Linked DNA regions of Homo sapiens: region 2 is linked to region 1. Evidence: read pairs that join two places in POLR2A ChIA-PET (ENCODE). Cell type or tissue: PC-9. All regions are shown on one strand. Links, peaks and the distances in the headings refer to the core of each region. The heading gives the core; the rest is flanking DNA. Region 1 holds the start of TM4SF18-AS1 (TM4SF18 antisense RNA 1). Region 2 overlaps ANKUB1 (ankyrin repeat and ubiquitin domain containing 1).

Region 1 (15,297 bases), core at 4,064-12,063:
ATCCTTTGAAATGTATTATCAGTATCAATATTGAAAATACAAAGCCTTTTTAAAAACAAAGCTCTTCCTCGCTTGACCTCCTTGTAGAAATTCTCTATAAACAAACAAAAAAGACAGAACTTTAACAAATGTTGACTGGAAAGAAACAAAGTGTTAAATAAGCTAAATGAAAAGTCAGAAGCTCAACAGCCTAATTTTGGCAGATAAAACCCAGAGGCTGGAGAAAATGTGATGGGAGTCAAAAACAGGTATAATTGGTGAGAAGAGTGTTGAAATACTGAATGAAGAAATCAAATACAAATGTAGTAAGTAAAACATGTGGCATTTTGGTTTAAAAGACATGCCAAATTCTTTAAACTGAACTGTGTCTATGTTTCTAACCCCACTTTAAGGTTACTTTAGCATTCAAGTAGTCGATCAGTTCCCATGATTTAGGACTGTTTACACATTTAAATGGATTTGTGGATTTGTTGGTAGCATTAAGGTGTTTTGCTCTTAAACCGTGGTAAATCAGAACCCCACTCATGTCCTCTATATTTCCCTCTCTCAATTATCTGAAGAGAAAAATCGAGAAAACAGCTACACACATATCAAAAGGAAAGTGTTGTTTTATACCTTATCACGTGAACAAAATTAATGATAAACAGAATTAGCTGTGATCTGCAAAATAACGTGTCAGGAAGACAAGAGTGGCGATCATTCCAGGAAAGAGCAATTTTGGATTTGTATTACTACCTCTTTTCCATACCATGTTGGAACTAAACAAACGAAGTGGTTCTAATGGCATATGTGTCCTGCAAGTGTCAATCATGAGAAAGTTTTCATCAGCATTTCATCAATGATCAACAATTACCAACTTTTGCTTCAGATAATAACTTGTTAAATGCAAAGGATTACTTACAGGTCTTCAGAAAAAGGCTTTTCATTGAGCATATTTTTACCAGAAGGAGCATAGTTCCAAATGCTTTCTTCAATGCCTATGTAGCAGTGCCTATCTATTGCCCAACCTGGAGAACTAATAAAAAACAGAAAGGTCAATGGTAAAAGTGCCTTCATTTTCAAATTCTGAGCCTGGAGAAGTTAACTGAGTAGGGCTTGCCTACCTTTTATAATCCAGGCTTTCTTCTTTCATTTGTGTCTACTGACATACATTATCTGTCTTCATTAACATATATGTCATTTCCATTCCAAGTGGTTTTGGATTTCATTGTCAGGTGAGGTGAAATGTTGCACAACACACTGGATCGTTAGGTTGCCCATCATCCACTGTCCCTTGATAATGATTATCTATTCCTAAAATATAGGAATATTCTTCTGTCTAGTCTCCAGCCTCCACTTTCTTACTATTTAGTCCATTCTACGTACCATTCCCGGAAAATTCTTGAAATGCTACCTTTATCAAGTTTTTCTACTAGATGATAATTTAAAATTTCTTGTCATTTAAGACTTTCATTAAGTTATTCTCAAATTTCTTAGCATTTAAGACTATCCATGTAATCTAGGCCCCAATCTGGTATCTCTGATATTCCAGATTTGTCCCCAAAATTCACTTATAGGATCCCTTCCCTTTGGGGAGTTTTCTTACTAGGAACACAGTGTGAGGTGGGAGAGAATGCAGAAAACCTGGAATCAGACAGCCTGTGTTTGACTCTTAGCACTGTCAGTTATCAGCAATGTGTAATTATGTAACTTCATTTCTTCATTTATAAAATGATAATATTACCTACCAGTTAGGAAGTTGTGTAAATTCAATGACAGCCATCTTACAGAGGAGCTTGCGGACACACAAGGAAGCTGATGCATAGTCAACATTTAACAAGTGTTATTTACAGTACTTCCTGTTCCTTCGTTGTTATAATGTGCTTTCTGAATTTATCTCATCTTATTTGTGCCCATTTCCCAGTCTGATTTTGCCTCCCTCAGCCTCTCTTTTTCTCGGCTAATCCAAATTTTTCCCATTCTTCAAGGCTCAACTGAAACTTCACCTTCTCAGTGAAGACTTCCCTGACCATTTCAGCTTAGAAACATGCCCCTCTCTGAATTTACCAGCTGTGACACAGACTGTCAACAAACCACATCCTGCTTCAGACTGTTGCTTAAATTTCCATGTGGTATTTACTTTACTCCAGTAGGTTATAACTCCTACAGATTAGGATAGGAAGATTAGATAGGAAGCATTTATTCTTTCTGTTTCCTGGAGATACCAAGAAATGTTAGATTTAAATGTCAAATTTATTGAACAAATAGAGTGCCTTGGCTGAGAATACAATAAGTAAGGAAAGGAGAAGGAATGTTTATAAGCCATTGATCTGATCTGGGTATCATCATGTATTGTAATATCTATTACTATTAGGTATTGTTTGAGATTTTAGAATTGGAAAGCCACAGTGTGTTTCAAAAGTTAGACTCTAATTTAGGTTTAGAAACCCATGGTTAGAAATATTAAGACAACACAATCATATGATATATGAGTAAGACCTAGTATTTGATAACACAACAGGGTGACTATAGTCAATAATAACAAATATACATAAAATAACAAAGAATGTAATTGGATTGTTTGAAACTCAATGGATAAATGCTTGGAGGGGATGGATATCCCATTCTTCATGATATGCTTATTTCACATTGCGTGCCTGTATCAAAACATCTCATGTACCCCATAAATATAGACACCTACTATATACCCACCAAAATTTTTAAAAAATTAAAAGAACATGGTGTGTATAATTTTGTAGCTTGCTTTTATTCCTCAACTATATATCTTAGATGTCTTTTATGTCAGTACCTAGAAGTCTAGTTCTTTCATTTTAACCTCAGCATAGCTTTTCCTACCTATTTTGGATATTCTATTAATATACAAACATACTATAATTTCTTTTTTCTTTTTTTTCCTTTCTTATTTTTTTTGAGACAGAGTTTCACTCTGTCGCTCAGGCTGGAGTGCAGTGGCCCAATCTCAGCTCACTGCAACCTCTGCCTCCTGGGTTCAAGTGATTCTTGGGCCTCAGACTCTGAGTAGCTGGGATTACAGGTGTGTGCAACCACACCAGGCTAATTTTTGTGTTTTTAGTAGAGATGGGGTTTCACCATGTTGGCTAGGCTGGTCTCAAACTCCTGGCCTCAAGTGATCTGCCTACCTAGGCCTTCCAAAGTGGCAGGATTACTGGCATCAGCCACGACACCCAGCCTATTTTTCAAAACACACAAAATCAAAGTGTATTTTTCCCATGTGTACATATAGATATCAATACCTATTTAAGAAAATGCCACATACTCCAAATGTCAATACTCCAAAAAGTGTTGGAGTTTTGGATGAAGAGATCAAATATAAATGTAGCAAGTAATATATGTGGCATTTTGGTTTAAAAGACATACCAAATTCTTTGGGCTGAACCATCTATATGTTTCTAGCCTCACTTTAAGGTTACTTTAGCTCTTAAGGAGTAGATCACGTTCCATGACTTAGGATTGTTTACACAATCCTTGCCTGAGCCACCGAGTGCTTTGGCAGATTTAAAGTCACCAGCAGATCTTGGAAGGAATTCAGAAAAGCTGGGTCTCCTGGAGGGACCTTGGCAATGGGAGAAACCACCCACAGGAGAACCAAGAGAAGAGATTCACATCCCACACCTTTTGGGAAACAATTGAAAGGGCTGGCAAGAAGACCCCAGTCAAACACAATGTGTCACAAGAGAAAAGGATTATACATGGGCTCTCTGCCTCAAGGAAGAAACTCAACTGGATTCAAATAGTTGGAAGCTATAGGCCCATAAATTTAGCTCTGTATATGGAAGAACTTTAAAGCCTATCCTGTCACTGTGGCCTGGACCAGCAGCTGTAAAAGGACCCACCCACCAGGTGGGAATGGGATTCTTTAAATGAGCTTTCAAAGGTCCCTTCTTCCCAACATTCTATGACTTCTACCTCATTCTCATAGGAACATTAATTTTACCCTGGAATATGGATAGCAAAGGAGCGATTCAGCTGGCATTTTTTTTTCTACACAAGGTACCCCAAAAAGTGCAAAAAAATCTCCTATATTCAATTCAAGCAGATCTACCTCCAGTTCAACTCCACCATTTACTACCTGTGTCATGTGGGACGAGCTGCATAATCATTCTGACCCAGAGTCCTGTTATTTGTAATATAAGGGTAATAATAATTAAAGTTCATGGCTCCTGCGAGGACCTGGCCTCTACTTTGACACAGAGCAGGCACATGGAAAAAGTTAGCTCTCAGCCCACTGAGAGCTACAACGAAAATGGTAGAGCATGGTATTGGTAAATATTTGTTGTTTTGGTTCTTCTCAACAGGTGACTAGGAAAATTGGCTTCTATTTTTTTTTTCTTGTTGAAGGGTGAAGGGTCAAGCACTTTTTCCTAGGTCATGTTACATACTATTGTTTGTCAGGATGAAAATAATTGTTCCAGTCCTTTCTGTTCCTCCCTGAATAGCCCTCAGTAGATCAGCCTTTTGGTACAGCAGTGTTTAAAGTTGGTCACTATCATTTGATTATATTCTTGGTTACAGCTCAAGAACATAACTCACTTTATTTAAGTTTACTTAGCCAAACTTTGTTGAATTTAGCCTGAAGGTGTGAGGCTAAATACCTTGGAGGAAATTTAGATTCCTTCCTGGTTTTTCCATTCCAGAACTGTAAATAAGTTTAAGAAATAAATACAGCAAATAAAAATGTGCATAAGGGACTAGTGATAATAACATCTGTTTGTAAAAAACTCTGCTATATAGAAAATATTTTATAAATGAAAATTATTACCCTATGTAATTTTCCCAACAGTCTCTCCCTTACCCCTGCCCCTTCCTTACATCTGATTTGTAGATAAGAGACCAAAAACTCAAAAGGTCAAGTAACTTGCTGTAGAATGCACATTTCCAAATTGTAGTGCCAGTAGTCAGCTATAGATTACTGGATTCCAAATAAAATTTTCTGTTCTTTTCATACTACCTGTAATAGCAGTGGCTTTAATAGTTTAAGTGTGTAGACTTCTATATTACCTACAAATGCTCAGTTTTTCTCAGAGTATATGGCTCTAATTATATCTTCCAACAAAGCTGATAAATTAGATATAAATGATGTTGGGGCAAGATGGGGAGTTTAAAGACACCATGGAGGATGTCAGTCACTGTTAGATCCATTTCTATTCTTTGTATTACTTCTACCAATAACCACCATTTGTTGAAAGTCAGCTCTTCCTTAGCCCTTTTGTAAATATTAGCTCTAATTGTGCCACCAACTCTGAAAGGGAAGCTTATTAAGTTCTCTTTTATAGATAAGGAAACTGGAACTTGGAGATTTTAAACAACTAACCAAAACAACTAAATGTTATTGCCAGAATTTAAATCCAGGACTTAAAGCCTGGTGGATGCCCTACCATTAAACTCCTTGCCTTATAATCAAGGTTATTCTATGGGAAACTATATACTAGATTAGAAAAATTTGAATAAGTAGAGCAGCTAGCAGCTGGGGCAGAGAGAGTTCCACTTGGGCTGGAGCTCTGAGTCCTTCGCAGTTTAAGGCTATGCAAATTACAAGCTTTCGCAGTATGGGGTAGACTACATAAGACACTGGAGGCCTACAAAGCAAGGCACAGAAGGGAATAGTGGGAAGACACTGAACAGTAAGAAAGAGAAAAGCAGCCCCCCAACATCCAGGAGCTGTCCTGGTACTAGTGGCTAAGCTTTGCCCAACTAGGAGCTGGCCTGGCACTCACAGCTAGGCCCTGGTGTCCTCCTCCTTGGCATAAACAATCTCCCAGAACACCAACATCAGACAGCACCACTCTGTGACCCTAATGGAGCCAGAAGAAAAACAATACCACTCCAGAAAATGTCTGAATATTGTTGATGAAAAGAGTCAAACTCCGTAAAATATTTGAAGACATTTATTCTGAACCAAATATGAGTAACCATGGCCTGTGACACAACCCTTAGGAGGACCTGAGAACATGTGCCCAAGGTGGTTGGGGTGCAGCTTGGTTTTATACCATTTTACGGAGGCATGAGACATCAATCAAATACATTTAAGAAATACATTGGTTTGGTCAGAAAGGCGGGACAATGCCGAGTGGGGGCTTCCAGGCTATAAGTAAATTTAAACATTTTCTGGTTGACAATTGGTTGAATTTGTATAAAGACCTTGGATCAACAGAAAGGCAGGTCTGGGTTAAGATAAAGAATTGTGGAGACCCAAGTTATTTACAGAGGAAGCTTTTAGGTAGTAGGCTTCAGAAACAATAGGTTGTAAAAATGTTTCTTATCAGACTTAAAGTCTGTGTTGGTGTTAATGTTGAGAGGTGTAATGAGGCATGTCCAACCCCCGCTGCCCTTCAAGGCCTGAAACAGTCTCCAGGTAAAATTTTAAAAGAGCCTTGGCTGAGGAGGAAGTCCTTTCAGATGGTTGGGGGACCTTAGAATTTTATTTTTGGTTTACAGTATACATGAGAAACATGAACATTCTCCAAATCTCAAAAATAACCACACATTCCCTGACTATATTTTATGGCTCTAGCTTTGTTTTACTCTTTACCAATTATAGCTTTAGCTTTATTTCATTCTTCTTTTCTTATAGATTACATTTATTAAGATACCCAATCATAAATTTCCCCCACTTTCTCACTGCCTTTGATCCAGAGCAAAGCCCTGCTTCCTTAAACATCCCCCACAAATCACCTAACACAAACCCCAATCATACAATAAGTTCTTTTTAACACTGCTTTTTTTTTCTGAGATACCCCAAGGTTCTGTATCATGTATGTTCTCTCTCAATGCGTTAAGCAACAAACACAACTTGTTCATCTACAGATGTGTTCCTGTGGTTTAGTTGGAGTGCACTGATACTAAAGTCCATGATGTAGGTCAGGGAATCTGTTTCATGGCTTAAAATAGTGCCAACATGACAAAAACTCAGAAATGTGTGTCTCTGGCTTGAACCTCTCTGCCTAACAGTATATACAATAATCTATGCCACATTTCCACTTAGATGGTTAATATAGCAACTTCTTAAATGTTTATGCACAGAAAAATCATCTGGAGATTTTTTTAAAAGGAAAAATCTGTATTCTATAAGTCTGGGTGGGTCTGAAATTCTGCATTTCCTCACTGGCTCGCAGATGATGCCAGTGCTGCAGGTCCATGAACCACACTTTGAGAAGCAAGAGTCTAATGAACTCGTCAAATTCAACATGCCCAAATACCAACCCCTAAGACTTCCAGTTTCAGCTCCAGCATGTAAAGAGCATGGAAGTCATAATCCTTACAACAAGAGAAACTGGACAAAGAAAATCAACAGCTTTTCTTAAACCCATCAGATAATGGAGTTTGTAGGGCAAATCCCCATATCTGAAGAGACAGACAATCTAGAGTCACAGAAGAAATATGCTTACCTAGAGCAGAAGCCACTGGCACAATAAACTGGTAATTTTAACAATTGCTGGAGGCTGAGTTTGGACTGGATAAAAGTCAGCTTAATTAAAAGGCTAACATCCAAGATGTGTGTGTGTGTGTGTATGTGTGCATGTGTGCATGTTTGAAAGGCCTTCATGTTTTTGGTTTTGTTTGTTGGTTTGTTTTTCTCTCCTAAGACCTTGTCTTTTGGAGCAAAAGTTTATTTTTTTTCTTTTTTTTTCTCAGTTAACTGAATTCTGTTTTCACCTGATTTTTTTTTTTTTTTTTTTACTAAACTAGTTATTGCAACAGAATCTACTCTAGGGATTTTAAGGAAGAGTGTAGTTTAATTTTATGTTTAATTTGGCTCAAAGAAAAATAAAAGTGTCTCCTTCTAGCACTGCCAGATTTTTTTCTCTTTCTATTTTATAACGTAAATTTTGCTATTTGATTTTCACCTGAGTTGTTTCCTTTAATGTGAAAATTTTAGACTATTTAGCTGACAACTGCCTAGGGCTATGAAACAGGTTATCGAGAAACCGAAAGTCTAAGATAGGAAAAAAAAGGAGGGAGTCTTTGTAAATCTATAAAATGTACTGTAAACAACCAATGGGTTCACTTTGCCAAGACAGACTGATTTATCAAGATAGGAGAATTGCAATGGAGAAAGAGTAATTCACCCAGAGCCATTGTGCGGGAGACTGGAGTTTTATTATTACTCAAATCGATCTCCCTGAGCCTTTGGGGATCAGAGTTTTTAAATATAATTTGGCAGGTAGGGGCTTGGAAAGTAGGGAGTGTTGATTGGTCAAGTTGGAGATGGTGAGAGGTGACAGCGTGCTGGCAGTCCTCGCAGCCCTCACTCGCTCTTGGCGCCTCCTCTGCCTGGGTTCCCACTTTGGCAGCACTTGAGGAGCCATTCAGCCCGCCGCTGCACTGTGGTAGCCCCTTTCTGGGCTGGCCAAGGCCAGAGCCGGCTCCCTCAGCTTGCAGGGAGGTGTGGAGGGAGAGGCGCGGGTGGGAACCCTGGCTGTGCGTGGTGCTTGTGGGCCAGCACGAGTTTCCGGTGGGTGTGGGCTCGGTGGGCCCCACACTGGGAGCAGCCGGCAGGCCCCACCGGTCCCGGGCAGTGAGGGGTCTTAACACCTGGGCCAGCAGCTGCTGCGCTCAATTTCTCACCGGGCCTTAGCTGCCTTCCCTCGGGGCAGGGCTCTGGACCTGCAGCCCGCCATGCCTGAGCTCCCCCCACCCCCCTGCGCCCCGTGGGCTCCTGTGCGGCCCGAGCCTCCCGACGAGCGCCACCCCCTGCTCCACAGCACCCAGTCCCATCGACCACCCAAGGGCTGAGGAGTGTGGGCGCAGGGCACAGGACTGGCAGGCAGCTCCACCTGCGGCCCTGGTGCGGGATCCACCGGGTGAAGCCAGCTGGGCTCCTGAGTCTGGTGGGGACTTGGAGAACCTTTATGTCTAGCTAGGGGATTGTAAATACACCAATCAGCACTCTGTATCTAGCTCAAGGTTTGTAAACACACCAATCAGCACCCTGTGTCTAACTCAGGGTTTGTGAATGCACCAATCGACACTCTGTATCTAGCTACTCTGGTGGGGACTTGGAGAACCTTTATGTCTAGCTCAGGGATTGTAAACTCACCAATCAGCGCCCTGTCAAAACAGACCACTCGGCTCTCTGTAAAATGGACCAATCAGCAGGATGTGGGTGGGGCCAGATAAGAAAATAAAAGCAGGCTGCCTGAGCCAGCAGTGGCAACCTGCTTGGGTCCCTTTCCACACCGCGGAAGCTTTGTTCTTTTGCTCTTTGCAATAAATCTTGCTGCTGCTCACTCTTTGGGTCCACACTGCCTTTATGAGCTGTAACACCGCGAAGGTCCACAGCTTCACTCCTGAGCCAGCGAGACCACGAACCCCACCAGAAGGAAGAATCTGTGAACACATCCGAACATCAGAAGGAACAAACTCTAGACATGCCGCCTTTAAGAACTGCAACACTCACTGCGAGTGTCCGCGGCTTCATTCTTGAAGTCAGTGAGACGAAGAACCCACCAATTCCAGACACATTTTGGCGACCTAGATGGGACAATCGCCTATCACCGAGTGGTGAGACCATCGCCTATAGCTGAGCGGCGAGACAATCACCTATCGCCAAGCAGTGAGTACCATCGGACCCCTTTCGCTTGCTATTCTGTCCTGTCTTTGCTTAGAGTTCGGGGGCTAAATACTGGGCACCTGTCGGCCAGTTAAAAGTGACTAGCGCGGCTGCCGGACTAAAGACAAGGGTGTCAGGCTTTCTGGGAAAGGGCTTTCTAACAACTCCCGACTCTTCGGTGTTGAGACCATTGGTTTGCCTAGAACCAGCTTTTGCTTTTCCTGTACTTCTGGGCTGAGCCGAGGGTCAACAGAGAGGAAAGCCATGCACCTCCGGGGTCCCGACAACAAGTTGGTTGACCCTGCGACCATGAGCGGAACTCTCAAAGGCATGTCGCCCAAGCGAGACTCGCCCATCTATCCTATCTATCCTGAGCCTTGCCCCCTGGTTCCTAATGCCTGCCAGACAAACTTCCTCTCTCCTCTCTTCTCTGAGTTTAGTCCCGCTTCTAAAAATTGCTACCTGTCTCTGGTGCTTTTCTAGTTTCTCCTATAAGAATGATTTCTAGTATAGACTCCGGACACACTGCCTTTAAGAACTGTAACACTCACCACGAGGGTCCGCGGCTTCATTCTTGAAGTCAGTGAGACCAAGAACCCACCAATTCCGGACACAATGAAATCATAGTGGGTCAAAGTTAGGTTTTCTTAATGTCTTCTGTTACTGTGTGCGATGGCACAACTGGTTGGGCCAGATTACCGATCTGAGTGGTGTCCACTGATCCATCAAGTGCACTGATCTTAGGTTTTACAATAGTGATGTTATCCCCAGGAGCAATTTGGTGAGGTTTAGACTCTTGGAGAGGGAGGCTGCATTATCCCTAAACTGTTATTTCCAATCTCGTAGCTAATTGGTTAGTCCTAGAAAGGCAGACTGGACCCCAGGTAAGAAGTGGGGTCTTTTTGGGAAAGGGCTGTTACCAATTTTGTTTCAGAGTCAAACCTTGAGCTGAATTCCTTCCCAAAGTTAGCTCGGCCTACGCCCAGGAATGAACAAGGACAGCTTAGAGGTTATGAGCAAGATGGAGCCAGTTAGGGCAAATCTTTTTTCAGTGTCTTAGTTATAATTTTGCAATGGTGGTTTCACAACTTTAAATCATGACTATCATAGTTTTCATAAATAATCTAGGTAAACAATTAAAATAAAATAATTAGGTAAATGTAATGGGATAAATACTTGTAGACAAACTGGTCATAATTTAGAATATAAAGTTAAATTAAATAATAGATATTTTACTATTTGGGCATTTTCCAATAAATATATATTGTAGGAAAACATTCTTGCTAAAAAAAAGTGTGTCTTTAAAAAAAAGGTGAACAAGTTTCGTCTAATTCAAAGCTTAAAGGTTATGTGTAAAACAAGGTAAAAGGAACCAGGAAACAAAAAAAGATGCATAGAAAGTTATAAAAATAAAAGAGTTTTTTTAGGTAAAGAAGCTGAAAGAAAAGTAATTTTAGGTAAGAAAGAATCCTGCATGGTAAATATAGTCCTAAAATAAAATAACTGGTTGTTTAAAAAGAATGTTGAGAACAAATTAGAAAGTCTGACCATGTCATGAGCGGTCAGTATAAGTCACAATAAGAGGAGATATATATATATATATACACACACACATATATACATATCTTTTATATCATCAGGTTGTCATATTATTATTGTTTTGGTTTGCTTAGAAATATATATATATATATAAACCTTGGGCACCTGTCAGGACTTCCTGAGGCTGTGTCATGGGCGTGTCCTCAACGTTGGCAAAATAAACTTTCTGAATTAACTGAGACATGTCTTAAATTTTGGGAGTTCACAAGGGAAACAAGGGTAAGAATTAAACTTCACTAATATTTCTCACCCTCCAAAGCCACTTCAACCACTGCCTTTCTCATTTCGGTTAATAGCAACTCCAATCTTCCAGCAGTTTAGGCTGCAAAACCTTAGCTCCTCTCTGTCTTACACTTCACATCCAATCTGTCACCTATTCAAAGTATCCCCCAAATCGAGCAATTTCTCACCATCTCTTACTAATACACCTCAGGTCCAAACCACCAGTATACCTCCCTAGAGTACTCCAATAGTCTCCTAAGTAGCTTTCTTGCTTCTATCTCCCTTCAGTTTATTCTTAACAAAGCAGCCTGAGTGGCCCTTTAAAAATATAAATCCAATCAGGTAATTCCTCTGCTCATTGCCTTACAATGGGCCATATTTTGATATGGACAGGAGACAGGGAAATACTGGATAGAAGAGGGCAGTTCCCTGGCAAAGGCCCCACCCTCAAGCTTGGAGACCCATGGCCTTAAATGGGAACAGCCATTTCTGTTTTCGCACCCCAAAAGTTGCCTTTTATCCTGCCATGCTCCCCTATCCTGTACCCATATAAACCCCAAACCTCGGGCTCCAGAAGCAGATGAGCAGATGAGGAGACGCCTCTATTCCGTGTCGTTTAGAATGAGCAAACAGTTGTCTTCACCATCCCAGACAAGCAGATGAATGGTGAAACGATACAGCAGAGAAAGAGAGAAGAGGAACATTTGAACGCCGAGAGGAGTTCAGCCGAGGGTGGTCGGAGAGGTTTGGCCACCCAGCAGGAAGATTATCTTCCCGTGCCATCCCCGCTTCCAGCTCTGCATCCATCCTTCAGAGAACCACCTCCACCACTCAATAAAACCCTGCATTCAACCTTCAAGCCCATGTGTGGCCTGATTCTTCCAGGATGCTGGGCAAGAGCTTGGGATACAAAAAGTGGTCACATTGGCCCTCTGCCCTTGTGAAAAGGCAGAGTGTCCATTGAGCTGATTAAATTCAAGCCATCCATGGACAGCAGGGCTAAAAGGGCACACTGTAACACACCCCCACTTAGGCTCCTGCACCTGTCCATCTGCATGCTCCCCTCCCCTCAGGGGTTTGAGCGTGTAGCAACAGAACAGGCGAGCCACACCCTGTAAAGCCCTGGGGCAACTGAAGGTGTTTTTTTGCTGCAAGGCCCCAGGACTGAAGTCTGTTGGCTAAAACCCCCAGATTTTGCTTGATGTCTTCTCTTCTCTCACAGTTTGAAATGGCTCTCATCTCTTCCTTTATGATGTTACGGGTTTTGGTTCAGGCTGTGCAATATTAAATAGAATGAGCATTTGGCTCAGCCATCAAAAGTGCAATTCAGGCCGGGTGTGGTGGCTCACACCTGTAATCCCAGCACTTTGGGAGGCCGAGGCAGGCAGATCACGAGGTCAAGACATCGAGACCAGCCTGGCCACCATGGTGAAACCCTGTCTCTTCTAAAAGTACAAAAATTAGGTGGGTGTGGTGGCACGTACCTGTAGTCCCAGCTACTCAGGAGGCTGAGGCAGGAGAATCGCTTGAACCTGGGAGGTGGAGGTTGCAGTGAACCGAGATTTCACCACTGCACTCCAGCCTGGTGACACAGTGAAACTCCATCTCAAAAAAAAAAGAAAAAGGAAAAAAGAAAAAAAAAGTGCAATTCAGAACAATGTGATTTCTGTTTATTCTTAGAAGTATCATCACCACCCCCACCCCAACAGTCTCAGGTGCACATGGCACCTCCTTTTCTTACCCCCCAACTCCTAGCTCGGGCACCTGGGCATATCCACAGCATGCAAAAGCCACACCCAATGGCCACAAGGGGCAGGAGAAAACTGCAGCTGCCACCAGGACCCTGCGCAGCCGGCTGGCTGGTGCTTCCCGCCTGCAGCATCAGTGGAACTTTTCTTCTCCTGGCCAAGGAGTTCAGCTCAGTTCAAACTGGGGGAAGGACCCATTAGCAGTGAGCAAGGGCTTCTTCCCTCAGGACCTCCCCGTTTTGACCCTTTAACTGTTTTCTCTTTTCTCCTTTTCTAGATTAGAGGGTTCCTATCCCCCTGATAACTGCAAATTCATCAGGGCTCATTTGAGGTTTAATCTAAACAGATACATGCAACCCTCTAAAATACTTTTTAGTCTCAAACTTGACTCCAAGCTTGAGGCTGAGGCCATAGAAAGAAAAACCAAATCTGAGGGGTCCAAAGCCAGGCAACAGGCACAATGTAAATGGGCAGGACCAATTCCTGCTGACTAAACCCCCCACCTCATGGAAGGAGGCCATGCTCCATGGAATAAATGAAGCCCAGGGAACCCAAGGGTTGCTGGCAGTAGGAAAAATGGAGGCAAAGTTAAGGGCAAATAATTCCTATTCTCTAGGCCTTCCCTGCTTCATGGGTGCATGCCGGATCAGTAACCATGGGTGGCGACTGCCAAGGTTGCCGAGACTCAGGGACAAAAAGATGGAAGAAAAAGAAAGGACACTTGCTTCCTCTCTCCATCACACCCCAAGTTTTCGCTGCAGTAAGGAAGGGAAATGAGGGACACCTCTATTCCCTGTCTTTCATAATGGGCAACCAGTTCTCTTCACCACTGCCAGCCTATACTCCTCTGGGGTGTATCCTGAACCACTGGGACTGCTTTGACCCTCAGAATTCGGAGGAAAAATGCCTCATAGCCCTGTGCACAAAGGTTTGTCCAAATTATGAAGGACTATGATGGCCTCAGGAATGAACCATTCATTTTGATACCATCTGGCAGTTGGACCATTTCCGTAGACATGAGTACTGATGGTCTGAGACCTCATATATGCAGGCTTTCTACACCTTGCAAGGCAATCCAGACTTTTGCTGACAGTGTAAGATTGGTCCAGGCCTGCTGTTTGCCATCTCAGGAAAGGCTGCAAGGGGCAAGCCGAGAGAACTAAAGATACAAATCCTAGAGCAGGGGAGCCAGCTCCCTCCAGCCCTGCTCCTCTGGGTCCACCCAACCTCCCTATCCAGCTTCAGCTTCTCACTTGCTCCCTCCTAGAAATCCTCACCCTAGACAAGCCCCAGTCTCAATCTTGCCCCTCCAACAGATGCCTGTTGAATCTGACCTCAGTAAGGTTCAGGTCCCCTTCTCTCTACTGGACTTAAAGCAAATTAAGGGGGGATCTTGGCAAGTTTTCAGATAACCCTGGCAGATATATAGAGGCTTTCCAGAATTTCACCCAAGTATTTGAATTCTCCTGGAGAGACGTTACTTTACTTTTGAATCAGGCCCTAATGGACACTGAGAAGCAGGCCACTCTGCAAGCAGCAGAGAGATCTGGGGATGAGCTTTGTATCATATATAGTGTCAGAAAGGGGATGAACATTATCCAACTGGAAGAGAAGCAGTACCAATGGATGACACTGGATGGGATCCCAATGATGAAATGGGAGACTAGAAGAAGAGGCACTTTCAGGTGTGTATAATGGAGGGCTTGTAAGACTAGGAGCAAGCCTCTCAATTATACTAAGTAATCCATGATTGACCAGAGATTTGATGAAAATCCCACTGCCTTCCTGGAAAGGCTAAGAGAGGCCTTGGTAAAGCACACCTCTCTATCTCCTGATTCTGTTGAGGGACAACTAATCCTAAGGGATAAATTTATTATCCAGGCAGCTCCTGATATCAGGAAGAAGTTGCAGAAATGGGCCCTGGGACCAGATAGTACTTTGGAGACCCTTGGTAGATAGTACTTTAGTAGCCACCCTGGTCTCTTATGATAGAGATATGGAGGCCCAGGAGAGACAGAGGAATTACTGGAAAGATACAGAGGCTTCAATAGCCACCATGCAAGCCCACAAACCCCAGAATTCCCAGGGTGCACCTGTTAACTGCTACAGATGTGGCAAGCCAGGGCATTTCAAGAAGGATTACCCAGGCAGCACGAG
Region 2 (15,297 bases), core at 2,917-10,916, 490 kb after region 1:
GAAAACATAAAAATTCAACAAGCCATATATGTGAGATTAGTGGTCCTTATGGATTTTACTATATATTTCATAACTCATTTCCTCCCCAAGAAAGCACTGTATACAACAACAGACACTGTCAGCTTTTCTTATCTAAAACCACACACACACACATGCACACACACACACACACACACCTTAAAAACAGATGCTTTTTCATGCACATTTCCATTCTGCTGGGCACAGCACTGGGCTATAGTAAACACTTACTGAATGTTTGAAAAATAAACTCATTTTTAGCATGTATCTGTTGATAAAACAAATCAATATTTCCTTTCTTGTTTACAGCCTTATTTTAAGAGGGACTATGTAGTTTTTTCAATTAATAATTTTCCTAGTATATTTCTAGAATTTTTGGTGATCTCTTTTTATACATTCTAGTCAGAGATATCTCACAAATTACAAAGATTGAGACTATTAAGCTATTAAGTGTCTTCCTCTATTGTCAACCTCACTCTGTTGGATATTGAATTTTGAGTTTTACAGCCCAAATTACTCTCACCACAAGGTGGCAACAACCTAACTGAAATAAAGTTGAGCTGAGCTAAAGACCAGTACAGAAAAGCAAGTAGAACAATCTAGCCTTGTTTTTTCTTTACTTCTCATTATATTGAGTAAAGGGAAAAGTCGCTTGTAAATCTATATTTCTAACTGTAAAATTTGCATCAAATAATACCTCATAAGTAATGGATGGGATCTGAGCTCTAATCAGAGAGTTGTGTACCTTAAACATCTAATTCCGATACACTTTCTTATCTCTTTAGATGTGCTAAGGATTACCTTTTAACTCACTGTAAATATTAATGTCAATTCTAGCACCCTGTCCAATACAGATCTCACCCCATATGTGTATCTTGCCTAGTCAGTCAATTCAAGTCTTTAATCATTCAATTTGTCATTAATGTGTTCCTTTCTTTCTTCCCATTTTCATTACCATTTAGTTTTCTATGACACTTTTTATGTCTCCCTCCCATATTTCAGTTTTCTCTCTTTCCCCTCTAATTACAATTAATGTTTTATTAGCTTTAGAAGAAGAAGAGGAAGACAAAGAAGTGGAAGAGGAGGAAAAAGAAGAAGCATTAGCAGGCTAGGCACAGTGGTTCATGCCTGTAATCCCAGCACTTTGGGAGGCCAAGGTGGGAGGATCGCTTGAGCCCAGGAGTTTGAGACCAACCTGGGCAACATGGTGAGTCCTCATCTCTACAGAAAAAAAAAATCAATCAGATATAGTGGCATGTGCCTGTAGTCCCAGCTACTTGGAAGGCTGAGATGGGAGAATTGCTTGAGCCTAGGAATTCAAGAATGCAATGAGCTGTGATAGCACCACTGCACTCCAGCCTGAGCAACAGAACGAGACCCTGTCTCAAACAAAAAGAAAAAAGAAAAGCAGCAGCAGCAGCAGCAGCAGCAGCAGCAGCAGCAGCAGCAGCAGCAGCAGCAGCAGCAGCAAGGGACCTTGAGAATTGATACAATTCTTTCTACTGTGTTTCTTTCCCTCCTGAAAGTTTGAGGAGTAAAGTACTGCACAGATTGGATTGGCCAATAATATTAATTCATTTTGTCCTAGTGATGAGGCTAAGATGAGGTCCTTGAAGCTGGGTATTGATGCACTGGAACAACTTGTATTACTTTCAGTGGCATAGTAGGGCATTATGGACCATTCCTTATCCTGGACCTGCCTTATAAAAGCTTTGCTGTTTGTATGTTTAAGGGGAGAACATTACCTTGCCACAGCTAAGCAGTAGATTGCGTTCTCCCATGGAGTCTTCCCACTGTGCTCTAAGAAAGATGAGAAGGAGGACTTCAGTAAAAAGTCAGCACTGGGTGTTGCATAGAAAAACGATGGATGTGAATATCCCACTCTTGAAACTGGAGGGAGGGGGACTTGGGGAAGATATGTGTTTTTTATGAGCTTTTCTTTTTTCCTAGCTGTGGCAGTAATTTTTTTCTGATTTTGTTGTTGATGTTTTTGTAATTCAGAGAATGAACTTGCATTCACCAGTGGATGAAATTTGAGGGCTTGTTTTCTTGTGTCCGGCTGTGAAATTGCCAAAGGATTGACAGGTTTGCTGCTTGCAGTTTGTTTGCTGAGAGATGGTAGCTTGAGCACGATGCTTTGTGAGTCGCTGTTCCCAGCCTTATGCCAGCTCTTGGAGGTCATTTTTGGTTTGGTGAAACCATCCACCATCACAGTGTCTCCAACTTTTGCCCCAAAGACCCTTGCTCCACAAAACTGGCTTTTATGAAGACTGTGACTCTGAGCTCTGAGGATCCATTGTTTTATTTTAATATAAATCCTCATTGGGACTGAAATTTTTGGAAAAGAAACTGTGGACCACATTTTACTGAGCAAATATAATACACAGTCTTTATGCTTGTGTTTGAACACAATGGTCAGGGGAGTTTGTCCTGCTGCATTTTTGCATTCCAGGCACAGCACACTGTAGTTGACAAAGGCCTTCAGAATCAACAGTTGGCCTGCTTCTGCGGCTGCATGAATGGGGCATTTAGAGACATCTGCATGAAGGGCTTCATGGCACCATGCTCGATAGGGGTGAACACCGACTGCCTCGTGGGGCCGCGCACCCTGCTTCAGGGCCCATTCAGTGAGTTCAATGTACCCACAAAAAGCAGCAATGTACAGGGCTACCCTTTTCTGATACCTAAATGAGTGAAACAAGTGGGGAGGGGGTGTTTAGAAAATCAGCAAACAGACAAATGTAGTTACACTAAATGCTCATGAAATATTCTAGTTGAATGTTTATTTCTTCTTAACTTTTACCTTAAAATATTTTTAGAAAAGGCATATAGTGACATACAGGTTAAACTGCACAAGTCCTGCTTATACACATTATCCTACTATGCACGTGTAAATAGTTTCCTTGAAGTGGTCATCTTTCTTATAAAAATTAAATCCTCGAAAAATATCATGCATGGGGAAATACAAGGAGCTTTTAAGTCTGATCATGTACATTCTCTGAGCTATTAGATTTTATTTAAAGATGAAGTCAAGTATAGATGGTCAAGCACATGAACACTAGAGTTAAATTGTTACAATTCAATACCCAGTTCTGCCCTTGCTATTTGTGTGACATGGGGCAGGTTTTCTTCCTCCATCCCCCCTCCCCAGACAGAGTCTTGCTCTGTTGCTCAGGCTGGAGTGCAGTGATGCAATCTTGGCTCACTGCAACCTCCACCTCCCGAGTTGAAGCAATTATCCTGCCTCAGCCTCCTCAGTAGTTGGGATTACAGGTGCGAGCCACCACACCTGGCTAATTTTTGTATTTTTTGTAGAAACAGGAATTTCGCTACGTTGGCCACGCTGGTGTCGAACTCCTGACCTCAAGTGATCTGCCCACCTTGGCCTCCCAAAGTAATGGGATTACAGGTGTGAACCACTGTGCCCAGCCAACATGGGGCAGGTTTTCTGATCTTAGTTTCCTCATGTGTAAAATAAGATTAAAAAGTGTCCGCCTCATCAAATTGTTACAAGCATAAAATGAGGTAATAAATATAACACAGTGTCTGCCGTAAAGTATTAAATAAATATACACTATTAAAAGTAACAAAGCAACACAGCTATTTCTTTGGATGCAGAACATGGAAAAAGAAATATCACTACCCCACAATAGAAATTAGTATAAAATATTAGAATATTTTATAAAATTGTAAAATCTGCTCTTCTAATCCATCACTTCACAGAGCCTCAGACCTCCTGGTGTGTTGGCTTCTGCAAAACATGATTAAATCACCCATGAGGGGGCACTTTTCTAAAGTACTATTAAACCTACAGATTAGTGCAATTTATGTATTTGAGAAGCTGATGGCTGTATTAACACATTAAAATGACCGCCTGCCTCTCTGAACCAACCCTCCTCCTGCCCCAGCTATACCCGTTACACTTTATGTATAGCAAAAGTGTGAATGCTGGTAATAAATGCAGTTTGAAAAATTACATGTGAGCTTAGGAAGACGTGGCCAATGTTTTCAGCCAATTAACAAGTGTTTTCTTAAAGAATAACTGAATGTGAAATTGGCAAGATACAGACGTCCTTTGACTTATTATAGAGTTACGTCTTGATAAAAACCATCATACGCTGAAAGTATCATAAGTCTAAAATGCATTTAATACACCTAATCTACTGAACATCAAATCTTAGTCTAGCCTACCTTAATTAGCATACAGTTGGGCAAAATCATCTAACACAAAGCCTATATTATAATGTACTGTTGAATATATCCTATAATTTATTGAATGCTGTACTGAAAATGAAAAAGAATTGTTTTATGGGCACTGGAAGTTTGGTTTCTACTGAATTAATATCACTTTTACACCATTGTAAGTTGAAAAATCTAAGTTGAACCATCATAAGTTGTGGACTGTCTGTATTTATTCTGATAGTCTTTAAAAATGTTGCTGAAAGTCTCATATCTAAACCAAATCGAAGTCACCCATTTAATCACCATTTAATGACCTTTGAACAACATGAGTTTGAACTGTCAGGGTTCAGTTTGGGGATTTTCTTCCACCTCTGCCACACCTGAGACAGCAAGACAAACCCCTTCTCCTCTTTCTCCCCCTCAGCCTTATTCAACCTGAAGATTGAAGACCTTTATAATGATCCACATCCACTTAATGACTAGGAAATATATTTTCTTTTCCTTATGATTTTCTTAATATTTTCTTTTCTGTAGCTTACTTTATTGTAAGAATATGGTATATAATACATATACACAACGTGTTAATTGACTGTGTTATCAGTAAGGCTTCTGGTCAATGGTAGGCTATTAGTAGCTAAGTTTTGGGGAAGTCAAAAGTTATATGGGAATTTTCAACTGTATGGGGAGTTGGCATCCCTAACCCCTGCATTGTTCAAAGGTTAATTGTAGTTAGTATTTCCTGAGGAAAGTCTACCTGAATCGCAAGACTATCAGTCCTGATGGCATCCCTGCTGTTTTGTTCCAACAAATATGTCAATAATAATATTTGGTTGAGACATACTAAGTGGAACTGGCATAGAGCAGCACCCCAGCTGTAGAGTGAGTGAATTGCAGGCTCAAGGTATGATGGAAGTTTAGTAAAAATCACAGCACTTGCTAAGTTAATTTAAAATTAATTTCTCATACTTGAGTACTGGTCCTTCTTTTGATAAGTAGCGTTGGACTTTAAGTTTTTGTCCAAGGAGACAACCCATCAGAAATTCCTTCCATCCATCCCAGACATCCAAGCGAAGTGTTGTGCCTGTGGATCAAGAGAGGTGGTTTATGGTTCCAGTCCAGCAGTGTGGTTTGACAATCCATAAAACTTCTAATGGTAGCTTTCCCCAAACAGAGGCTTAGCTAGATGCAAAATGAAAAATAACCTTGGAACAAGGAGACAGGGATGGTATTTTTAGCATAGGCCATTATTGGCTTGGAAAAGCTGTTTGGCATCTGTGTATTACCATTTTCTCATCTGCTCAATGATGGCGTATAGCACTGAAGTATTTTTTTGCAGCTATCTTAAAACAGTCTTGTGGAGATTGACTCAATGCTGCTGTATATATTACCATGTAAACTGAAGCCATTATATTGGAAGAGGAAACTAAGGAACCTGTGGCAGGACAAACAGTCTTCTGGGGCCTTTAGCTTATGAGTGGGCTGTGAGGGAGTGGAAAGATGCTCACCAGCTAATTTGCTTGTTCTATCCTTTATGAAACAGGAGCTGTTCTCCGTTACAAACATTAAAGTAATTCACTGCTGCTGGAGAACTTATCACTTGCTTCTCCAAAGTCTACCCTTTCTGTGATACCACATTCCTTTTATCCTTCAGGCTGGTGTTTCCCAGGGATCTTTCCTCAGCCTTCCGTTCTTCTCAATTTACGCAAGTTCCCTGGGGATTAAACCCAGCCTTCTCCCTATGTGAACCAACCTAGCTCACTTACCTCTCTTCACTCTGCTTCATTCATTTATTATGGCCACCTTGACCTTTCACCTGTCCTCACACCAAGTCTACTCCCATCTCAGGACCTAATGACTTACAATTTTTTGATTGAAAGGATCTTCATCAGATTTTCACAGGACTGTGTCCTTTTTATTCAGTTTTCACTTCAACCATAGCTAAAGCAATCTCTGCCATCACTACCTCCTCACCTTCATTACTTTGTATCCCATGACTTTATTTTAACTTGTTTATTGCCCCTGTCATCAGTATTTGAAATCATTTTATTTGCTTGAAGATTTTTTTTTCATGCTCCCATTAAGAAGAAAATTCCTTCACGACTTGCCGTATAGCCTGACACTTGGTAGGTGCTCACTAAATACTTGATAGCTGATTAATTGTCAATCTTAGTGGCGATGATAGCTTCATTGACCACCCAGGTGTCACTCATTCCCAAGTCCCAATCTCCAGCCCAGCCTCTGCTCCAGCTCCAGACTCCCCCTGCTGGCGATATTACCAAAGAAGGGATTGCACTACAACCCCATCATTCTAAAAGACCACTCATTATCTTTCACCCAACCTGCTTTTTCTCCTGCATTTTTTTTTCTCAGTGAGTGGTACATCTATTTTGCTACCTAAGCCATATATTAGAGAGTTTTCCTCCATCCTTCCTTTTTTTTTTTTTTTTTTTAGACGGAGTCTTTCTCTGTCACCCAGGCTGGGGTGCAGTGGCACAATCTTGGCTCACTGCAACCTCTGCCTCCCAGGCTCAAGTGATTCTCCTGCCTCACCCTCTCAAGTAGCTGGATTACAGGCCACCATGCTCAGCTAAATTTTTTTGTATGTTTAGTAGAGAAGGGGTTTCACCATGTTGGTCAGGCTAATCTCGAACTCCTAACTTCAAACGATCCATCCGCCTTGGCCTCCCACAGTGCTGGAATTACAGGTGTGAGCCATTGCGCCCGGCATCCTTCTCATTTTTTCATGTCCTACATCTAAACGGTTGCTTAGGCCTGACAGGTTTACCTGATCAATATTGAAGAACTCTGTTTCCTTGCCTCCATCTCAACCAGTCCTGCCCTATTTCAGGCCTAGGTAATCTTTCACCTAAATCTACTTTGAGAAGCTCCCAGCAGCCTTCCCTTCTTTATTCAGGTCTCTGCTCAATGTTGTCTTCTTTTCTGACCAGCTATCTAAATAGCCTCCCATCAGTTTACTGCATCATTCTTTATTCCATTATCCTGCCTTCTTTTACTTCGTAGCTCTTAACCTCTGCTTAAAATGAGATATTTTTCTGTTTGCTTGATGGTGTTTGCCTCCTCCACTGAGATCCAAGCTTCAGGAGGGTGGGGACACTGCCACTGTGCCTGCTTTCCACAGTGGTCCCTGGCTTATGGTGGACACTCAGTAAGTATTTGTTGAATGAAGTTCTGCTGGACTCCCAAACTTCTTCTGGCCATGCTCTGCCCTCCTAACCGAGCAGGTTGGCCTGCACTTCCCTGTGCACACCAGGCTGTTTCTGGCCTTGGTGGTGTCTAAACTGTGCTTATCTTTGTTGGCTGAGATTTCAGAACACCAGTAATCTTAGAATCACAGAAAGGTGAAGATAGATCTTAAAAGACCAGCCCACTCAGCAGCCCCCTTTTATAGACTAGGAAGCTGAGGTTCAGAGACACATGAATTGCCTGAGGCTTCTCAGCCAGCTGGGAATTTCCAGAATTCCCTGGAATGTGTCTTTAGGATTCTTTCTAATTCCTAGAGAGTCTCCCCCTTTCAGTTGCCTTTCTCTTTCTTTCCTTTCTGCTTCCCCTCTCTTTTCCTTCTTGCCTCCTCTGTACACGAACACGACAAAGGATATCTCCCTGCCAGTCCCTCCCTTATTGGACATTCTATGTTATAACCTGTAATCTTGAAATGGGGCTCTTCCTCTGTTACTCCTTACTCTGGTTTGGATTTCTTGACCTTGGACTTGCTATTCTTTGTGAGTTGATTCCTATTTGCATACTTGTTTACTCACAGGCCTGACCTGCGTTACTACCCTCATCCCCCTCACCTGCCTCGATCCTCATAACTCGGGCCTCAGCTAGAAGAGTTTACTCTCCTTGCTGGAGAATTCTGGAATTATTCTGTAGACATAAAGTAGTGGTCCTGCAGCTATTCTGTAGAAATACCTTGATAAACATTTTCCAAAATACGGACCATACTTGCTACACTAGGTTAATTTTCTCTAAAGCTTCATGCTGCACTTAAACTTTCTCATAAAATGTTTAATTCTCATGCACTGGAAACAAAGGACTTTAAACACTGCTCCAAGTGCATTTATTTTATCTCCTGCTGAAATGATCTATGTTTTTAGTTTATTGTGAAAATCACTCCCAAATGAGCAGTAGAAAGCTTTAGCCTGGCCCCATACCGCAGCCTCCTTAGTCCTCCACAGCCGAGGCTACACAGTCTCCATTTGAAGGACCAGCCAGCCCCAGGTCCAGAGAACAACCTTAATTCCCGTAGGAGGGAATTTATTAAGATTTAGGCCAGGGTCCCAGTGCAGTGGCTCACACCTGTATTCCCAGCACTTTGGGTGGGAGGATTGCTTGAGGCCAGGAGTTTACCAGCCTGAGCAACACAGCGAGACCCCATCTCTACAAAAACTGAAAAAGATGTAGGTCAGTAACTCAGAGGGTTGGTAGGAAGTCAGTGTTCCTGTTCATCCTGGTCAGATATTCTAGTCACTTCTGTTCCTCCTGAGCAAGTCCCCACTTTGTGCCCTATATTGTGAATCCCAATATTCTACCCCACTTTTTGGGTTTAAGACTAAGATTTCATTTCTGAATTTCCTACTCTAAATCCTAATCTCTGGGGTTAGATTTCTGTCACGTTGTCAGAGCCTCGATGTCAACATCAGCTTATCTAGTTTCCTGCCTCTTTTGTCATTCATTCATTCATTCATTCACTACCTTGGTGCTGTGGTTCACTCACAAGGTCCCTGATGGATCTCCCTGAGGATCACCCTCTGCCTTCCTCGGCCTTACCGACTGACAGCTGCAGACTGACCTGCCTATTCCAGGCCTTCCACCAGAAGGACTTATATGAGGCTAACCTTCCCCTGCTGGATGTCTATAGATGGGATTTTCCTGGCCTACCTGTTCTCCAGATGATTGCCTATCCTCAGAGTCTCAGCTCTCTCTAGCCCTCCTGCCTACTGCTGAATGAGACCTGATTCTGAAAACTACAGAGAGGACCGTACGATTTAAATCTCCTTAACATTGGTGGGGCACCTCCATCAGGCCCTGTATTTTATTTCATTTTAATTCCCTGTCTAGTAGCAAATATTACGGGTGTTATAACCATCAGTTCAGTTCCTTGCAATGAAACAGTCCTGATAATGCTCAGCTTTTGAATATCCAGAGAATTTCTAAGCAAGTCAGCCAGCACTGTTTATTAGATTTTCCTTTCACCCCTGTTGCTTTGTAATGCCCTCTTTGTCAGATGTTAAATTCCTTCATAAGCCTAGGAATTCTGTTGGGAAATAGAAATTTACTTGAAAAACGCTATATTGCTCCAGAAAATACAACTAAAACCTATTACTGAAGAGAGAGGAAAACTAATAAGCTTTAGGGCCCCTCACTACCTTCTATAGAGCCTGCTAATTTTCTTGTCTTAGTTTTGGATTTTTAAAAAGAGGGCCCACAAAATTGTATTAACTTTACAAAACCTGGATCTGTCCATTCTGTGCTTGCAAACGTATCTACTATGCCTAGGCCACACAGGACAGCAGATGGGAGCAACAGTGCCTATTTAGGCAATCATCTTCAACCTTGCCACATGTGGCCCCTGACTCCCAAGTTTCTGGATTCCTCGTTCATACCCCGGGAGTCAACACATGCCTATCTGATTTGGACTTTTTCTTCCTGAATATGGAAATTGTTTCTCTGGTTTGAGCTTCCTGTGATGGAAGAAACAAAATAAAACATTGATTAGAACTTAAAGGCCATCAATAAAAGCATACTGGTTTGGCAGTATAAATTGTTGGAAAGAACCCAGTCCTGGGTGTATGATTATCATTTATTAGCAGTGTAATCTTGATCAGATCACTTAACTTCTCTGAACTTCAGTTTTCTCATCAATAAAAGGAATTAAAATAGCACCATAGGTCTCCATGAGCCTAAAGGTTAGTAAAAGGACCCTGGAGCCAGCTCAGATTTCAGGATCTGAGCTGACACAACCCTGCTCCTGGAATGGTTTCTCAGGTGCAATGTGCCCAGGCAGCCATGAATATATCCTATGAGGTGTTTATAGTGAAGAGTACCAATTGGTATCATCTGTAAAGAAAGGCATTAATTCATTCACTCATTTGTTTAGGTACTCCTTGTTTCAGAAAGGATGAATGCCAGTTTATGAATATATGTGAAATAAAAACAGAATAACAAGCAGATAAGCATGTGGATCAGAAAGAGGAAAGCAAAAGCCAGGGCAGTGATTTCAGAGCTAGAAGCAGGTCTAAAATGAGCATCTGGTACCATACAGGTTGACGTAAGACTAGGTGTGTGTGTGCGTGTGTGTGTGTGTGCATGTATATGTATGTATTGGACCTGTGTGATATGTCACTAAGCCTCAAGTCACAAAATCACACATATTAAGATATACTTATCATGATAGATTTATGATAAGTTAGTCATTAGATATTCTACCACCAGAATTCCCTTATCCCTTCATTACTCATCTTCTTCTTAATCCCTAAAATCTTTCTTTCTCCATCTCCTTTATTAAAGCTGCTCTCTCTAAGCCCACCAAAGACCTTTAAAGCAAATCCAAAGCTTTTTTATCTCAGAATTGTCTTTGGACTTTTACCAGCATCTTGAAAACAGTCTCATCATCTGTTACAATACAAAGTTCCAGTTCTCCTCCTGACTCTGACAGCTTTCCATGTCTCATTTTTTGACTCTTCCGTGTGCTTGCCTTGACCTCAGCATGTCCTGAGTGCCAGCCATTGGCCCTTAAGACATTCCTCTCTATATTTACTCTCTGAGGAATGTACCCCTCATAGGGCTTGGTCTCCACCTACATGGGCAGGATCAGTATCTGCTAACCCAAACCATCACTCAAGCACTAGCACCATGTTTGCAGTAAAGGGAAATTAGAAGACTTCAGTTGTACTTACAGCTTTGCCACTAACTGACCAGCTGAGTAACTTTTTTAAAAAAAAGTACTCTCTGAGTTTCCTCATATCTAAAGCTTAAAACCCAGAAAATAGCTCCTTTCCTCAATTTCCCCACCACTGTCCTAGTGTGAGAGCTTTGATTCTTTCCTCTACTTAAATGTGATCTAGGGCCAGGTGCAGTAGCTCACTCCTGTAATCCCAGCACTTTGGGAGGCCAAGGTGGGTGGATCACTTGAGGTCAGGAGTTTGAGACCAGCCTGGCCAACATGGTGAAACCCTGTCTCTATAAAAAATACACACACACACACACACACAAATTAGCCAGGCATGGTGGGATGCACCTGTAGTCCCAGCTACTCAGGAGGCTGAGGTGAGAGAATCACTCAAATCCAGGAGGCAGCGGTTGCAGTAAGCTGAGGTTGTGCCACTGCATTCCAGCCTGGGTGATGGAGTGAGACCCTGTCTCAAAAAAAAAAAAGTGATCTAGCATGATGTTCTGTCCTGTTCTGCCTTCTGTGTTTCACAGATTTGTCTCTTCCACTGCTAATGGACCTAATTAATACTGGGATTATCAAACATGCCAGTTAGTGTATCACCCTGCCTGCAGGCTTTCCTCACTCCTTTCTATATTTCATATTGCTTGCTACCAGATTAAACCTCTCCTAAAACACTCCTGTTCTAGGCCGGGTGTGGTGGCTCACGCCTGTAATCCCAGCACTTTGGGAGGCCAAGGCGGGCAGATCAGAAGATCAGGAGATGGAGACCATCCTGGCCAACAGGGTGAAACCCCGTCTCTACTAAAATACAAAACATTAGCTGGGAGTGGTGGCGCGTGCCTGTAGTCCCAGCTACTCAGGAGGCTGAGGCAGGGGAATCGCTTGAACCTGGGAGGCGGAGGTCGCAGTAAGCTGAGGTCGTGCCACTGCACTCTAACCTGGCAACAGGCAAGACTGTGACTCAAAAACAAACAACAACAACAACAACAACAACAAAAAAACACTCCTGTTCCAGAAGGTGCATGGCTCTAGCTGCAGCCACAGCAAGGCTGAGCTCTGTTCCCTCACCTTAAGACCCTCCTCCTTCTGCCCTTGGCTGTGTTTCCCAGTGCTCTCAGCAAGGTTCCTCCGCTCTGCAGAACAGTCTCCTGCTTTCTGTCCCTCCCTGGAATGTCTTCCCTTCCTCCTCTCAGATGATCCATGGTTCCCACATCTGTGTGTGCTCCAGCCCCACTTTCTCCAGAATGCCTTCCCTACATGCCTTCAGCCTGCATTGAGCTGATTTACTGGATTTTAACTGAGTGTGTATACATGTCTCATTTCTATCACTTTACTGTAAACACCCAGAGTGCAGAGGCAGCTTTGCAAATGTTTGTATGAGCTAGTATGTACAGTGATTAATTGAGCTACTTAAATCTTTGATTTTCAACCTGGACATGACTGCTTCTCCAAACTCTTCTGATTTTCCACTGCCTGTGGAAAAGGGGCCAAGGTTCAACTCCTGATAGCAGCAGGGATGATTCATTGGCTAGAAAGAGAGGTCCTGTAAGAGAAGCTGATCAAGGACTCTTTTTACCTTCTAGTTTTAAAAAAGGTGAGCTGGCTGCTTGAGGAATACTAGTTATGCTTTAGGTAAAGGTATGAAGCATATGAAGCAGGCCAAATGGCCCTTCCTCCCTTCCCTTTGAGGTTCTTCTTTCCTTGCCTCTCCTCTGATGCTCTGTGTCCTCATGGTGGCCAAAACAGCCTACTCAGGTCATGCTTAGACCCTTAACCTTATATCTGAACACCCTCATTTCCTAAAGTTCCTACTCCCAGAGGGTCATTTTAAGGAGTAGGTATGTTGTCCTTGACACATGCTGAGCAAGTCATTTAATCATTAAGATGATTTGCTTTTTTTCAAGTCTGTAAAAGTTGGGGTTGGGTCAATTCAAATTATCTTCCAGCTTAAAACGTCACATTATAATCTGAACAGTATAAGCCTGAAGAATAGTCAACCAGAGTTTTTCCTAGTTTTGTTTCATCCTTTGGTACTTCATTAAATAACTAAATTATCAGTTAGTTGGGGACAAATGCCACTGTGTGCCCTTCCTTATGTGAGCCCCCATCATGTTCTAGGCAGGGTTCAGCCTCCAGCAAGCGTGCAGAGCAGGTATGTGCACTATAGCAAAGTACTCTGAGGAGAAATTGTAGAACTTCACTTCCCCTGATCAAAAACAAGGAAAAAAATTATGTCAAAGTTTTGAGAGCCTTAATTTAAAATAATAGGAAAGAATAATGCTAAGCAAATACTACAGTCAGGAGAAGTATCAATAAATGCAAATTTAGCAGTTATATAAAGCAAAACTACTTAACTAAGGATACCTACAAAGCCCTATGTATATGTTGGGAGAACTCAAATTTCATTGCAATGTTACAACACAATGTTACCTAAGGTTGTGCTGATTGTCAGCAAGGATTCATTTACTTCAAGTAATTTCTATAAGGTTCTAACCATTTTTAAAAAGTGTGAAATGTTTCATGAACTTGTGTGTCATCGTCAGGTAGGGGCCATGTTAATCATCTCTGTATCGTCAAATCATTTTTTAGTATGCTTAAAACAAATCTGACAGCCTTTTTTGTTTGTCTTATTGATGTTTGGCTACTGCAGACGTGACCTGGAAGTACAGATTTTTTTTTTTTTTTTTCGAGACAGGGTCTTGCTGTCACCCAGGCTGGAGTGCAGTGGTGTGATCATAGCTCACTGTAGCCTTAACCTCTTGGCCCAAGTGATCCTCCTACCTCAGCCTCCCAAGCAGCTGGGCACCACCACATCCTGCTATTGTTTTTGTTTTTTGTTTTTTGTACAGATGAGCATCTCACTATGTTGCCTAGGCTGGTCTTGAACTACTGAGCTCAAGTGATCCCCCCTCTCTTGGCCTCCAAAAGTGCTAGCATTAGAGGTATGAATCACTAGTCACTATGCCCAGCCAAGGTATAGTATTTAGAGAGAGGTTGTAATTTCTATAACAGATAAACACTATTCCACTAATGCAGATTTTCAGCCAGTATAGCATTGGCGTCACATTGTTAAAAAGATTATTTTAATATAATCAGCAACATTTTAAGATGAAATTGCCCAAAGCAGGGTTCAGAATAGCATGTATCATATGCTACCTTGCATTAAAAACGGGAAAAAGAATATGTACTTGAACTTGCATTTATACATGCTTGAAGTACATTTTGAAAGAGAAGAGATGAAGTGGCCTGAGTTTTGCTCTTCCACCCTGAGGATATTAATGAATCTGCTTTGAGAACAAGACTTGACAGGGCTATGAGACCCTCCTTATTTCTTAGTCTGTAGACCCAGACCCAAGAATGAAATGTTGATAATTCATATCCATACTGAACTTACAGAGGTTTCCATTTAGAAATAATGCCTCCATTTGTTCAGATTTAATTTGGAAATGGTTTTGATTGTAAATCTTCAAAACAATAATGGTTGCCTGTGAGGAGGGAACTAAGTGCTTGTAAGGCCAGGAGAGGGAGGGCAACTTACCACTACACATCCTTTTCACTTCTGATATTTAAACTATGTAAATGTGTTAACTGTTTTAAAGTGAATATGTAAATAAAGTTAACAGATTGTATATGAAAATCTAGATTTCTATTTTCTCTTGAAAAGCTGCAAAATCTGGTATCAAAGGACCCTAGTGCCAAATGGTAGCTGATATCAAATATACTGGGCAGTACCAATATCAGTCTGGTAGTCCTTGAGGGTGTTGCAATCATACATCTCCAGGCCCCTTGGGGTTCGGAGACAGTAGACACTCACGGGGAGGCCACATCTCAGAGTTACCAGTGTTCTCAGATCAGACACTGTTTTATCAAGAAGGGAAATGCTCTCCATTACTGGCATTGTGTCTTGAGTTACAGCATTGAACACGTATAGAGTAGGCTTGTCTTCTTCCTAAAGGGAAAGAAAAGGAGGGAACTTATTGTCTGGAGGTTCAGATGAGGGCCAAGCATTTCAGAGGGTAGCTTTGAGCACCTCTAGCTCCACGACATGGGTGTTAATGTGAAAGCAATAGTCAGTTGAGTTCTCTGCCTTCTGGTCTGAGTCTAGCTCTTATGTCCTGAGATATTAACAGGTCCCCCTGTTTGAGTGAAGTGAAAAAGACTTGGCAAGGCTTTGAGACCCTTTG

The links. ChIA-PET counts read pairs that join two places held together with the same protein. Peaks named below come from ENCODE experiments on the same cell type or tissue, not always from the same donor. Only the 100,000 strongest peaks of a DNase experiment are listed, where the experiment ranks them.
Region 2: POLR2A ChIA-PET joins it to region 1 with 14 read pairs; 2 of 35 experiments call an interaction of 5 or more read pairs at or near these places.

The regions. Positions count from the first base shown.
Region 1 is chr3:149,275,609-149,290,905 of GRCh38, forward strand. It overlaps TM4SF18-AS1 (TM4SF18 antisense RNA 1), which reads left to right and starts at 9,171. Exons shown (of 2, transcript NR_186251.1): 1 at 9,171-9,574. In PC-9, for the core only: no CTCF peak of the experiment used is centred there; no DNase peak of the experiment used is centred there; H3K27ac peaks cover 984 bases.
Region 2 is chr3:149,765,394-149,780,690 of GRCh38, forward strand. ANKUB1 (ankyrin repeat and ubiquitin domain containing 1) reads right to left here. Exons shown (of 6, transcript NM_001144960.3): 3 at 14,846-15,062; 4 at 5,167-5,281; 5 at 1,764-2,702. It also overlaps the pseudogene RNU6-507P. Among named protein-coding and RNA genes, the nearest start is that of ANKUB1, 20 kb to the right of the region's middle. In PC-9, for the core only: CTCF peaks have their summits at 6,487 (motif pointing left) and 6,715; no DNase peak of the experiment used is centred there.